2 separate regions of the Homo sapiens genome follow, and region 2 is linked to region 1. The links are chromatin contacts, found by Hi-C in ENCODE. All regions are on one chromosome and are shown on one strand. Each heading gives the region's core, a stretch centred on a gene start or an enhancer-like site at or near the end of the contact. The rest is flanking DNA. Distances are from core to core; before and after follow the strand shown.

What was found. A loop is a pair of places that touch in the nucleus more often than their neighbours do. Pooled maps may share reads with other maps.
Region 2: a map of heart left ventricle shows a loop between it and region 1 (13-fold over the local background). The contact joins two enhancer-like sites. A Hi-C loop is called at or near these places in 4 of 168 maps with a recorded cell type or tissue (Right ventricle myocardium inferior, gastrocnemius medialis, heart left ventricle and 1 more) and 6 of 50 pooled maps.

Annotation. Positions count from the first base shown.
Region 1 is chrX:2,340,976-2,348,017 of GRCh38, reverse strand. The region is part of intron 3 of DHRSX (dehydrogenase/reductase X-linked); the gene reads left to right. Among named protein-coding and RNA genes, the nearest start is that of DHRSX, 160 kb to the left of the region's middle. Within about 2 kb of position 5,582, at least 2 of the 41 ENCODE cell types and tissues checked have a DNase peak (open chromatin) inside an H3K27ac peak, as active enhancers do.
Region 2 is chrX:2,399,145-2,405,556 of GRCh38, reverse strand. The region is part of intron 3 of DHRSX (dehydrogenase/reductase X-linked); the gene reads left to right. Among named protein-coding and RNA genes, the nearest start is that of DHRSX, 99 kb to the left of the region's middle. Within about 2 kb of position 4,161, at least 10 of the 41 ENCODE cell types and tissues checked have a DNase peak (open chromatin) inside an H3K27ac peak, as active enhancers do.

The sequences.
Region 1 (7,042 bases), core at 4,333-6,832:
CCGTTGGCACTGCCAGAACGCATGGGTGTATGGGGTTTCTGGAGGCAGCAGCTCTATAGTGAAGCAGATATGTAGGGGGTGTTCATTACCAAGACAGCAGTGATTGTCCACGAGCAGGGTGGTTCCAACAGGGAGCCTACAGTCTAACTGCAGATGGATGCTACCATTTTACATGTCCCATGTATGACATCCATGTACCGTATGTTGCTGGACACCGCATTATGGCAACTGAAAAACAAAAAGGCATTAAATGCCTGGGAAAATGTACAGCTCATTACATCTCATATGGTTTGGCTCTGTCCCCACTCAAATCTTATTTATTTATTTAGAGACAGAGTCTCGCTCACTCAGGCTGGAGTGCCGTGGCATGATCTCGGCTCACTACAGCCTCCACCTCCTGGGTTCCAGCGATTCTCCTGCCTCAGCCTTTTAATTAGCTGGGATTACAGGTGCCCGCCACCATGCACGGCTAATTTTTGTGTTTTTACTAGAGACGGGCTTTTGCCAAATTGGCCAAGCTGGTCTTGAACTCCTGAGCTCAGGTGATCCACCTGTGTTGGCCTCCCAAAGTGCTGGGATTACAGGCGTGAGCCACCGCGCCCGGCCCCAAATCTCATCTTGTATTCCCACCTGTTGTGGGAGGGACCCAGTGGGAGGTAACCGAATCATGGGGGCAGGTCTTTGCCCTGCTGTTCTCATGATAGTGAGTAAGTTTTATGAGATCTGATGGTTATTATAAAGGGGAGTTTCCTGCACATGCTCTCTTCTCTTGTCTGTCACAATGTGAGACGTGCCTTTCACCTTTTGCTTTCCACCATGATTGTGAGGCTTCCCCAGCCACGTGGAACTGTAAGTCCAGTTAAACCTTTCTTTTCTAAATTGCCCATTCTCAGATATGTCTTTATCTACAGCATGAAAACATACTTATACTTTATTTATCCATCCTTATCTATATCAAATACTATTTGACCATAGATTGTGTAAAGACAATATGGCACAGAGACACCATGGAATACTATGCAGCCATAAAAAAGAATGAGTTCATGTCCTTTGCAGGGACATGGATGAAGCTGGAAACCATCATTCTCAGCAAACTATCACAAGGACAGAAAACCAAACACCTCATGTTCTCACTCATAAGTGGGAGTTGAACAATGAGAACACATGGACACAGGGAGGGGAACATCACACACTGGGGCCTGTCGGGGAGTAGGGGACTGGGGGAGGGATAGCATTAGGAGAAATACCTAATGTAGATGACGGGTTGATAGGTGCAGCAAACCACCATGGCACATGGATACCTATGTAACCTGCATGTTCTGCACATGTACCCCAGGACTTAAAGTATTAAACAACAACAACAAAAAAAAAACCAGACTCATACAACATCCCTACAAACAGGAAAAATGGGGAGGGGAACATGGGAGTCACCTTGTAGTTTACTTAGATTTGCTGTGAGAAGAAGCTATGGGAGGCTTTCCAAAGGCTGCGGGAAGGATTTGGGCTATCTTCAGGAGATTGAGCTTGACAGCAGCTTCAAGGCGCCTTGTGGGAGGGGAGGCTGGGGGCAGGAAAATCAGGTGGGTGAAAAATACACTGATTTGCAGAGAAATGGTGCCAGCCTGGACTGTGAAAACAGAGACGAGAAAAACCACACTCGGCAATATTTGAGCACGTATTAAATCCTGGATGGCACATTGCATTTTTATGGATGTCATTCCTAAGAGATTCACAGTCAGGGGAAGATGGTACATAACAACTCGGGCATGTCAGATGCACCTCTGTAGCTGCGTGTCCAGATGCCATGGAGTGAGATGCCTGGTTTTGCTCATAGAGTTAGAAACATTATCAGAAAATACATGTATTTGAGTTAAATTTTAGAGAGTGAGTAGAAATTCATCGGGTCTACAAGGAGGCAAAGAGCTTTCCTGGATGAAATTCCTCCTTGGCGTTCACCTAAAACTTACTAATTTCTTACAGAACAAGGATACCACGGGAGGTGGGTGCCGCAGAACCAGGGAACTGTGTGTCTGAGTCAAGATACTGCAGAGAAATAGAACCAATATGATGTGTGTACTGATAGAAAGCACATTTATTTTAAGGAATTTTGCTCATATGGTGATGGAGGCTGGCAAGTCTCAAGATGTATGGGGTAGACCAGCCAGCTGGAGACCCAGGGAGGAGCTGATGATGTAGTTGGAGTCCAAAGTCCATCTGTTGGCAGAATCCCTTCTGGCTCAGGTAACATTAGTCTTCTGTTCTAGTCAGACCTTCAACTGATTGGACCAGGCCCACCCACCATAGGAAGGACAAATTGCTTTACTCAAAGTGTACTGATTTAGATTTTTTTTTTTTTTTTTTTGAGACAGAGTTTCACTCTTGTTGCCCAGGCTGGGGTACGATGCGATCTCGGTGCGATCTTGGCTCAATGCAACTTCTATCTCCCAGGTTTGAGCAATTCTTCTGCCTCATCCTCCCGAGTAGTTGTGATTATAGGCACACACCACCACGCCCAGCTAATTTATTTTTATTTTTTTGGTAGAGACAAGGTTTCACCATGTTGGCCAGGCTGATCTCAAACTCCTGACCTCAGATGATCCACCTGCCTCAGCTGCCCAAAGTGCTGGGATTATAGGTGTGAGCCACTGCACCCAGCCCAGTCTTTTGTTCTATTATGACCTTCAACTGATTAGACCAGGCCTACCCACCAATTCCTTTACTCAAAGTCTCCTGATTTCGATATTTATCTCATTTAAAGCAACCTCAAAGAAACACCCAGAAGAACATTTAATCACATATGTGGGCACCATGGCTCAGCCAAGTGGACTTATAAAATCAAGGATCAAGGGTGCCTCAGAACAAGAGTACCCAGACAGAACACAAGTTGGGCAGTATTTCAAGAGGCAGGGGAAGCCATGGAAGCTGCTCTGAGGGGACTTGTGATCAGGTGTGTATGTTAGGGAGGTCACTGTGGCAGCAGGGTATAGGGTAGACTGCAGGGGTCTTGTGGCCTCTGTCTCTGTCACAGGCCAAGTCATATTCAAATTTATAAAATTCAAAATTTTTACATCATTAATTTGAAATTTTATTAAATAAATACAGTATATATATATATATATATATATATATATATATATATATATATGCTTCTTTTTATATACTTTAAGTTCTGGGGTACATGTGCAGAACGTGCAGGTTTGTTACATAGGTATACATGTGCCATGGTGGGTTGCTGCACCCATCAACCCATCATCTACATTAGGTATTTCTCCTAATGCTATACCTCCACTAGCCCCTGACCCCCTGACAGACCCTGGTGTGTGATGTTCCCCACCCTGTGTCCATGTGTTCTCATTGTTCAACTCTCACTTATGAGTGAGAACATGTGGTGTTTGCTTTTCTGTTCTTGTGTTAGTTTGCTGAGAATGATGGTTTCCAGCTTCATCCATGTCCCTGCAAAGGACATGAACCCATCCTTTTTATGGCTGCATAGTATTCCATGGTGTGTCTGTGTACCACATTTTCTTTATCCAGTCTGTGGTCGTATAGTATTTCTGGTTCTGGATTCTTGAGGAATCGCCACACTGTCTTCCACAATGGTTGAACTAATTTACACTCTCAATAACAGTGTAAAAGCGTTCCTATTTCTCCACATCCTCTCCAGCATCTCTCGTTTCCTGACTTTTTTAGTGATCGCCATTCTAACTGGCATAAGTTGGTATTTCATTGTGGTTTTGATTTGCATTTCTCTAATGACCCGTGATGATGGGCTAAAAATTCAGAGAAAATGTAATAAAATGTTTAATCTAGCTCAAGTATCCTTCCTTTGTTGAATCAGTTTTCACCTTTTCTGTCTTTCCTGCTGGCTGGCTTGCTGGAGCCCGCTCTCATGAGTGGTGCAAGGTCAGAGATAGAAAACCAGGCCCATGTATGGTTGTGTCTTTTCACAAGTTCAGCCTTTTATTGATGCTATTTCAGTTTACAGAAGCCCCAAGATGCACGGAGTTTTCAAGGAGGCAATTCTCCTTAGGACTTCCCATTTAGTACTGAAATGGCTTGAGCCCTTGGAGTACTGGAGCCTGTGTGCCGGCAGCATTTAGTCAGAGCTACAGGCGCACAGGCTCCTGCTGTGACCCAAGTCAGTCAGTATTGCAACCTATACATACTAATACACTTCACCAATATATGCATGTTATAGATTAAACATTCTACATCAAACAACGTAACATTTATCATCAAGAGAAAAGGGGTAGGAAAAAGCTTAACAAAGGAGCACAGGGATATTGATGTGGACAAAAAAAAGTCTCCTGGCCTGGCCCTGGAGGGCCATCAGTGGTCGCCATCTTGCAAGGAAGAGCCTTTGATATCAGTGGGGCAGAGCCTTTTGCGGTGGATGCTGCGTAATGATTACAAGTGACAGCAAGATGGCATCTGTTAAGGTAGCCATTTGGAGCTGCTGAAGCCCTGTTCTTTCATGACCACAGAGTCCTCTGGTGAGGATTGACAATGGAAGAGGGTGTTTGGTTGTGTCCTTAACTGTTTGGATGTGGTCTTTATTGATCAGGTGAACATCTGGCTCCTGTAGGCATGATGCCTTTTGAATGAAATGTAACATGGAATCTTTTTCTAAGGTGGAGTCACTTATGTCAAGCGTGCTCTACACACTCACTGTAAGAATTAAAGAGGAAAGAAGCATGAAATGTCACTTGACAGTTAAACACAGGTTTATTTTAGAGAAACCTGAGAGGGGCTTCTGGCTGAGTTAGGTCAGAGCTCTTCTCTCTTATAGACTAAGCACATTTAAGGGTTTTGGAAGGGGGTGCTTATCATAGGTTCAGAATGTTTGTATGTGAGGGAGAGTTTATTGCAGGGTTGAATATCTCTGGTCAGAGGGGAGGCTGTCTCAGGGTTGGTATGTTTTTGGTCGGAGACGGGTTTATCTTAGGGTTGGAATGTTTCTGGTTATGCTGACATGAGTCATGAGGCTGATGTTTTCGGGCTGGATTTAGGCGGTTTTTAATCAAGGGGAGCCTAGAATGGTGGTGTTTGTTCAAGATGGCCATGCTCCCGCTCTGTCACCCACAACCTGAAGACCGTTATCATATTGATTTTGTATCTCCTGTGCGTACCTGATGGAGAATGACTGAATGTTTGAATTAAAAGACTCAGGGAGAAGGCAAAGTTGTGTTTAAGTTGCAAGTTGAAAAAAACAATCCATTGGCTCTGTTAGCAGCTATTAGAGAGGTTGGGGCGGGAGCAGAGTCTGTAGCTTAACTTTGCTTTTGTTATGTCGATGCTATGAGCGTGGGAATCATGGAAACTGTGAATAAATGGAAGAGAGTCTGTCAGTGACCTACTGCTGCATCTTGGGCCAGCCCAGGCATCCGTGAGTGTTCAGGGAGACCTCGGGAGAGTTCTCAGGCAGAAACTAGCCACTCACATGCTTGTCATCTGCGGGGTTGACATGGTGGGCTATTTTTATGCTCAGACACTTGGGAGAAAGGGCAGGCTGTACCCAAAGGCAGATAAGTGCTGGCCAGATGGGCTTGCTGGGCACCGTCGAACTCATGGTCACCGTCCTGCCCAGGAGCTAGAAATAGAACTAGCCCCGGGACAATCCGTGAGGTATCAGGTGAGTATGGCCCGATACATGTGACTCAGAGACACAAGGAGTGAGGGTGTGTGCTCTGTCTCAATGAGAGAAGAGAGAAGTCAGGGCTTGCTTTGGCAACACCAAATGCAGATATCAGACTCCTATTCAGAAACCAGAATTCTCATCTCAGCATTTATTTTCTGGATATGTGGCCGACAGATAGGCATCTCTGTTTATAATGCCTTTAATTTTGATCTTGACAAGGACTAGAGGAAGCTCTTACTGAACCTTCACGCCCACAAACAAAAGCTTCTAAATCGGCCGGGCGAGGTGGCTCACGCCTGTAATCCCAGCACATTGGGAGGCCGAGGCGGACAGATCACCTGAGGTCAGGGGTTTGAAACCAGCCTGGCCAACATGGTGAAACCCCATGTCTACTAAAAATACAAAAAATTAGCCGGGAGTGGTAGCGGGCATCTGTAGTCCCAGATACTTGGGAGGCTAAGGCAGGAGAGTTACTTGAACCCAGGAGGTAGAGGTTGCGGTGAGCTGACATCACGCCATTGCGCTCCAGCCTGGGCAGTAAGAGTGAAACTCCATTTAAAAACAAAACAAAACAAACAAAAAAACTTCTAAATCACATTCAGGAAGCATTTTGTAATATTTTATTTCTTATCAGGGAGCATTTTGTAATATTTTATTTCTTCTCAACCCCTGTAGTGGATTGAATGGTGCCTCTATTTTACCCCCACCCCCACCAAAAAAAAAAAAAAGACAAGTTCACCTTGAATCTGTACATGTGATTTTTTATTTGGAAATAAGGTCTTTGCAGATGTAAAAAAGGATCTGGAGATGAGATCATCCTGGATTGCAGTGGATCCTAAATCTAATGACAGGTGTCCTTGTAAGAGACGGAAGAGGAGACACAGACACAGAGGAGAAGGCCACGTGGAGACGGAGGCAGAGACTGGAGTGATGCGGCCATAAGCCCAGGGATGCCTGGAGCCCCCAGGAGCTGGGAGAGGCAGGAAGAATTCTTCCCTAGAGCAGGGAGCATGTCCCTGTAGGCACCTCGATTTCACAGATGTAGTCTCCAGGACTGGGAGAGGTTAAATGGCTGCTTTTGTAAGCTCCCTAGTTTGGGGTCATGGGTTACAGTGGTCCCATCCCAACCTGTAAGCTCTGGAGAACATGAGTCTGGAATGCAAGCGTGTGCGGTGATTCAGCTTGATGCCTGTGGTGGGAAAAGAGCCCCTTGTATTATGGCTTCCTGCTGTGTGTAAGTAAAACCAGTCCTCTGAGGAAATCAAAGCCCAGTAAACCCGTGCACCCTAACTTCCCAGGATCGCAAACTGGAGAGAGAGCGGCAGCCATTTTCTCCCCCTGCCTTGATTTGCTGAACCTGCCACCCGTGCAGCATTTCCCAGGAGGCTAACCTGGTGATATTGT
Region 2 (6,412 bases), core at 2,912-5,411, 59 kb before region 1:
TGGGATTATAGGTGTGAGCCACTGTGCCTGGCCTATTTTGATGATGATGACGATTATTATTAATATTTTGAGACAGAGTCTCACTCTATCACCCAGGCTGGAGTGCAGCAATGTGATCTCGGCTCACTGCAACCTCTGTGGCCCGGGTTCAAGCGATTCTCCTGCCTCAGCCTCCCGAGTAGCTGGGATTACAGGCGCCCACCCACCAAGCCCGGCTAATTTTTGTATTTTTAGTAGAGACGGGGTTTCACCATCTTGGCCAGGCTGGTCTTGAACTCCTGACCTCATGATCCACCCGCCTCAGCCTCCCAAAGTGCTGAGATGACCGGTGTGAGCCACCGCGCCCGGCCTTGATTCTTTTTAAAGCCATGAGAGTGAAATGAACGCTACACAGAGCTGAGCCTGGTCACTGCCTATGCCCCTATCTCCTCCTTTCTACCCTAAGCTGCTGTGAAACACCTTGTTATTACCTCTGCCAAGGGCTGGGGTATGTTGAAATTTCATAGCCGGCATTGCAGGATCCCTGTGATTTTCAGGAACACACTCCCACAGGGGCTCCCGCTCAGCCAGAGCCAAGCCCAGTGTACAATGTCACAGAGTGGCAGCAGCCTGGCCAGATCTTTTCTCCTCATTAGGATCTGCCTTGGGGCAAAAGGATTGGTTTCTGTGTAGAGGGATAATTAAGGAATTAGAGACACCGAGGGGTTGAGGAGGAATTATTTAATTATTTATTTGTACCGACCCCGTCGGATTAACATTTAAAGGACCGAGTTTTGAACAAAGAGTTTGGTTATTTTTTAAGTATTTTCTGGGGCGGGGGGAGCTCTGTGTAGGGGGAAGTATATCATAGAAGTGAGAAACAAAGACAGTTGTTTAATTGACACATGCATTATATTATTTTTTATTTTTTAAGGAATAATATGTTTTATGATTTGAGATTATTTGCCTAGTGACTTTGTAGCTGTATAGCTAGAGAAGCAGAGTTTTTATAATGCTTGGGAAAGGAAGAGACAAGGCTTATTAGCCGCAGAAAAACAGGCAGTTAATTTTTAATGGACTTCAACTCTTTCTCTTCCTCAGGGAGAACTGGGTTTTCTTACATACAACTGAGTTTTTGCTTATACATTTTTAAATTTTTTAAAATTCCTGTTTCATCTGTGACAGGGGGTCCTATTCCCTGCCACCTTGGCCCTTCCTCATTTGCAGCAGGTTTTCAAAGGAGTGGCATTTTCTAACACAATGAATCCAAAAGTGCCTTCTCCGGGCCTGTCACATCAGCATTTCCGGGGAGTAAACAAGAAATGCAGGTGCCCAGGGCCCATCTGTGAATCGGGGCCTCTGGGGGTGGGGGCGGGGCCCTGGAATCTGCATTCTTATGAGGCCGTTAAATGATCCCCACGCACCTTCAAATGGTACACTTGCTGCTGTCCTGAAGGCATTCAACCATCAATCTGGAGCCCAAAGAGAAGTTTCTGGAAACTGACAAGTGAGGCATTCTTTTCTCATGACTTTTTGCTTTTAATCTGAACGGCTTAAAAACTATATATAGTTCCCCAAAATTCACATATGTGATCCACCTAACCAAAATGACAGCCAAGAAACAATGATTTATAATCACCAACTTAATTTTATTAGATTCTGAAAATGTTTCAGATTTAGACAACATGAATTTTGACCAATAATTTTTTTTTTTTTTTTTTGAGACAGAGTTTCACTCTTGTTGCCCACGTTAGAATGCAGTGGTGTGATCTCGGCTCACTGCAACCTCCGCCTCCCGGGTTCAAGCGATTCTCCTGCCTCAGCCTCCCGAGTAACTGGGATCACAGACACCCACCACCAGGCCCGGCTAATTTTTTGTATTTTTAGTAGAGATGGGGTTTCACCGTGTTAGCCAGGCTTGTCTCAAACTCTTGACCTCAGATATCCACCCACCTCAGCCTCCCAAATTGCTGGGATTACAGGCGTGAGCCACTGCATCTGACCACAATAACAAATCATTGCTGTTTTCTTGGAAAAGTTTGTGTAGGATATTCGATCATCAGTTTTTAAAGTGCAGTGTTTTGTGGACAAGTAGCATGACGAATACATGATTTGTCCCCACCATTAAAAAATGTTAGTTTACTTGTGGCATATAAATACCGATGGCCTTTAAGCCAATCTTACAGAAAAGAAGAAAAGAATCGTTTGCACTTTCTGTGGCTGTTTAAAAGCTTTACCATCTTGTAAGAGGGTGGGAAGATGGGGTGTGCCGTGGAGATGGTTAATGGGCACAAAAATATACTTTAGATAGAATGAGTAAGGTCTCGTATTTGATAGCACAAAAGGGTGACTACAGTCAACAATCCTTCATGGTCCATTTAAAAATAACTAAAAGTTGCTGGACATGGTGGCTCACCCCTGAATCCCAGCACTTTGGAAAGCCGAGGCAGGTGGATGACTTGAGGTCAGGAGTTCGAGACCAGCCTGGCCAACATGGTGAAACCCCGTCTCTACTAAAAACACAAAAATTAGCCGGGCGTGGTGGTGCACACCTGTAGTCCCAGCTACTTGGGAGGCTGAAGCAGGAGAATTGCTTGAATCTGGGAGGCGGAGGTTGCTGTGAGCTGAGATTGTGCCACCGCACTCCAACCTGGACTACAGAGACTCCATCTCAAAAAAAAAAAAAAAAAAAAAGAAACCAATTAAAGGTGTAATTGGAATGTTAGTGACACAAACAAGTGATGAATGCTCGAGGGGATGGATACCCTATTTGCCCTGATGTGAGTATTACACATTGCATGCCTGTATCAAAATACCTCATTATCCCATAAATATATACACCTACTATGTGTGCATGCAATTTTTTTTTTTAAAAGAAAAAAGTTTAAAATCTGAACAGGTTTGGACATTCATCAGTGGTGGCCCTGGTATGTCCACTGCTGGGGGACTCTCCAGTCCTTGATAGATGATGCTGAGGCCCAGCTGGGTGGGGACATTTCGGCTGTGGCCATTGAGCCTTTACCTCGACTGAGTCTGCCTCCAGGCTCAGGAGCCCCCAGATCCGTGGTCCAGCCACACGGCAGGGTCTGCCCTCTGCCTGTGAGTGGTATCTGCTGCCCACAACATCTTATGGACGACCACAGCTCCTACAGGCATCCCTTCCCTCCTCAGCTGAGACCTGGGCACACCTCCACCAAACCCGTACGAACCTTGCTCTAAATTGTGCTTCTCTCTGGACTGGCCTGCACCTGCTGGAACTCTGATTCTTGTCCCCACAACCTCCAGTTGCCCAGCGAGGGACAGAGGGAGCTGAATGTGCTGTTTCGTTCTTGCTCTGCTGGGATCCCGGCATCGGGTAACCCCGGTTCAGCCATGTGGATTTATTTTTAAGCAAGTCGGCTCACGTCCTGACTCCAGGAGCACAGATTGCTGTGGAGTGTCAGTCACACAATTATTTCAACATGCTGGGCGCCTGTCTAGCCTGCTTTCCCCTCCTGCCTTTCCTGCTCTCAATTCTCTCTCCTTAGTTCTTGGGTTAATACTCTGGCCTGCGTACTTTGTTGTACTTTCTGTCTTTGAAGTCGTGCTCCTCTGAGATCCCACGCTGGGCAGGGCATGGGAAGCTACGTGCCCACAGAAGGACGGCTAATTGAGCTCTCGGAATTATAAATGCGCGATTGTTTTCAGGAATCTGGGCGAGATGGCTCATTTCCCAAGCTAGGGATTTTCCAGGGAAGCGTTTTCACTCCTTATCATCACTTAGCCATTGTGCCCACACCTTTGTGGCTCCTGGGTAATTATGTGCTGATGAAAGCTGTCTTACTTAGAACAAATAGTCTCATTCACTTACCGAAACTCCTCCAAATATAAATAAATCAAACCCCAGCGGCTCCATGAAAGCAAACACAGAAAGGCATAGCCGTGTTCAAATGAACTCAGATGGGGAGAGATAACCAGTTAAACACTCTTAAAAGCACTGAAGGCAGGCCCATTCTCTTTTGCAGCTCGTACATGCCATGGTGGAACCCCTGTAATCCTAAATCCTAAGAGAGATCAGACTAGACACGTGCTGTGTATCCTCTTTGGAAGGTGCACGGTGTCCTCATTTTCTATAATGATTGTGTAACTTTAATCACAAACAGCATCTTCTGATTCATTTAGCTTCCTGGCTAGGCACGATGGCTCACGCCTGTCATCCCAGCTCTTTGGGAGGCCTAGGCGGGCAGATAGCTTGAGGTCAGGAGTTTGAAACCAGCCTGGCCAACACGGTGAAACCCCATCTCTACTAAAAATATAAATGTTAGTCAGGTATGGTGGCGGGTGCCTGTAATTCCAGCTACTCAGGAGGCTGAGGCAGGAGAATGGCTTGGACCCGGGAGGCGGAGGTTTGCGGTGAGCCGAGATCATGCCACTGCACTCCGGCCTGGGCGACAGAGAAAAACTTCATCTAAAAAAAAAAAAAAAAAAAAGCTTCCCAAATATTATTCTTCCAGTAGCTTGTGCCGTCTTCATCAGAAGAGGGACTAGCTGTTTGGTTCATGTGCTTCCACCCAGTTATTAGACCAAGTTTGTTTTCAATAAAAGAAATCACTGGTCAATGCCTTCTGTAATTGATGGGTGTCAAGAAGGTAAATTTTGCACGCCGCCTTGGGAGGCACTTCTACTTTGAAAATAGATCTTTGTGAACCATCATTTTGGCCTATCCAATGACCTATAAAATACTTGAATTTATCATGAAAACAGAATACTGTGAAATCAGGATGAAGGTTGATAACAGGTCATCAACGTAATTGAGTAGATTGAAAATACAAGAGTCAGTGAAGTGTAGGATGAATGCTTGTTGTCAGTAAGAGAGCTCTTTGTGACCCGTTCCACGTGCAAGAGATGAGGGTTGTTGTTTTGGGAATACTCACCCTCCTCATCGCCTGTCCCTGCTAAAATCAGAGCTTTGTGAGGGCAGAGATGGATTCTGTGCACAGGTATCTTCTGAGTCTCTGATTCAGTGCCTGAAACACAGTGGCTCCCGAGACAATCTACCTCAGTGCCTGTTTTACAGGCTCACCTGTGACACATGACTGGGACATATGTTATTCATGATGACATGCAAGAGTCTCTGTGTAGGTGTCTACTGGTCTTCATCATCAAACAGAGCGAGAACTCCAAGTCAGGAGGCAGACATATCTTGGGGCAAGAAGACACCTAGAATTTTTCTTCAACCTGTAGACTTTCGGATTGGGTAGAAGGATTGTTAAGGAGGTTGCGAAACTTGGAAAAAGGATGATGTGAGTGTTGATGGCATGGAATTCTCCCCACACCCCTGGGTATCCATTTTTAATGTACAGAATTCTTGTGACATGATTTTAGGGCATAGAATCCTTGAGAGATCATGTCTGTGCTGAAGTTGGAATCACAGCACTTTATGTGAATGTGTTCGCCAACGATTAATTATGTTTATTCCCGAGAAGTTTTAACCAGATTGTGGATGTGTATTCTGGTTCAGCATATATTCACAATTACCTTTGTTTTTTGTTTTGTTGTTTTGGAGACAAGGTCTTGCTCTGTCACCCAGGTTGGAGTGCAGTGGTGTGATCATAGCTCACTGCAGCCTCAAACTCCTCAGTAGGAAACTTCCTACCCCAGCCTCCCGAGTAGCTGGGACTAGTAGCATGCACCACTACACATGGCTAATTTTGTTTTTTAAATTTTTTCTAGAGACGGGGTCTCATTATGTCGCCCAGGCTGGTCTCAAACTCCTGGCCTCAGGCGATCCTCCCACCTTCCAAAGTGCTGGGATTACAGGTGTAAGACACCAAGCTCAGCCCCTGTGTTTTTTTGTTTTTTTTTTTTTTTTTGCTTTTTGTTTGTTTGTTTTGAGACGGAGTCTTGCTCTGTTGCCCAGGCTGGAGTGCAGTGGTGCGATCTTGGCTCACTGCAACCTCTGACTCCCTGGTTCAAGCCATTCTCCTGCCTCAGCCTCCCAAGATGCTGGGATTACAGGCGTGCACCATCACACCCAGCTAATTTTTTGTATTTTTAGTAGAGACAGGGATTCACCGTGTTAGCCAGGATGGTCTTGATCTCCTGACTTTGTGATCTGCCTGCCTTGGCCTCCCGAAGTGCTGGGATTACAGGCGTGAGCTATCACGCCTGGCCTGTGTTTTTTTTTTTTTTAAACATAAAATGGCCCTTATTGACTGTTTTCCTTTTCATAGTGAGTCCTTTTGTTTCTTTCATGTTTTCGAGAAGTGTCCCGAGTCAGGCTGTAGACAGGCATATGCGTAGATAAACAGATAGACTCATGCGTTCCTGTTGGTAATTTTTCCTTGAGGTCACCGTATGTGTTCTCATGCGTGGGCATAGATGTCCCACACTCTCTGAAAGTTTAATTGGTCCTCGCAGGTCTCATTGTGTTCCTTCTCTTCAGGGCTCTTCA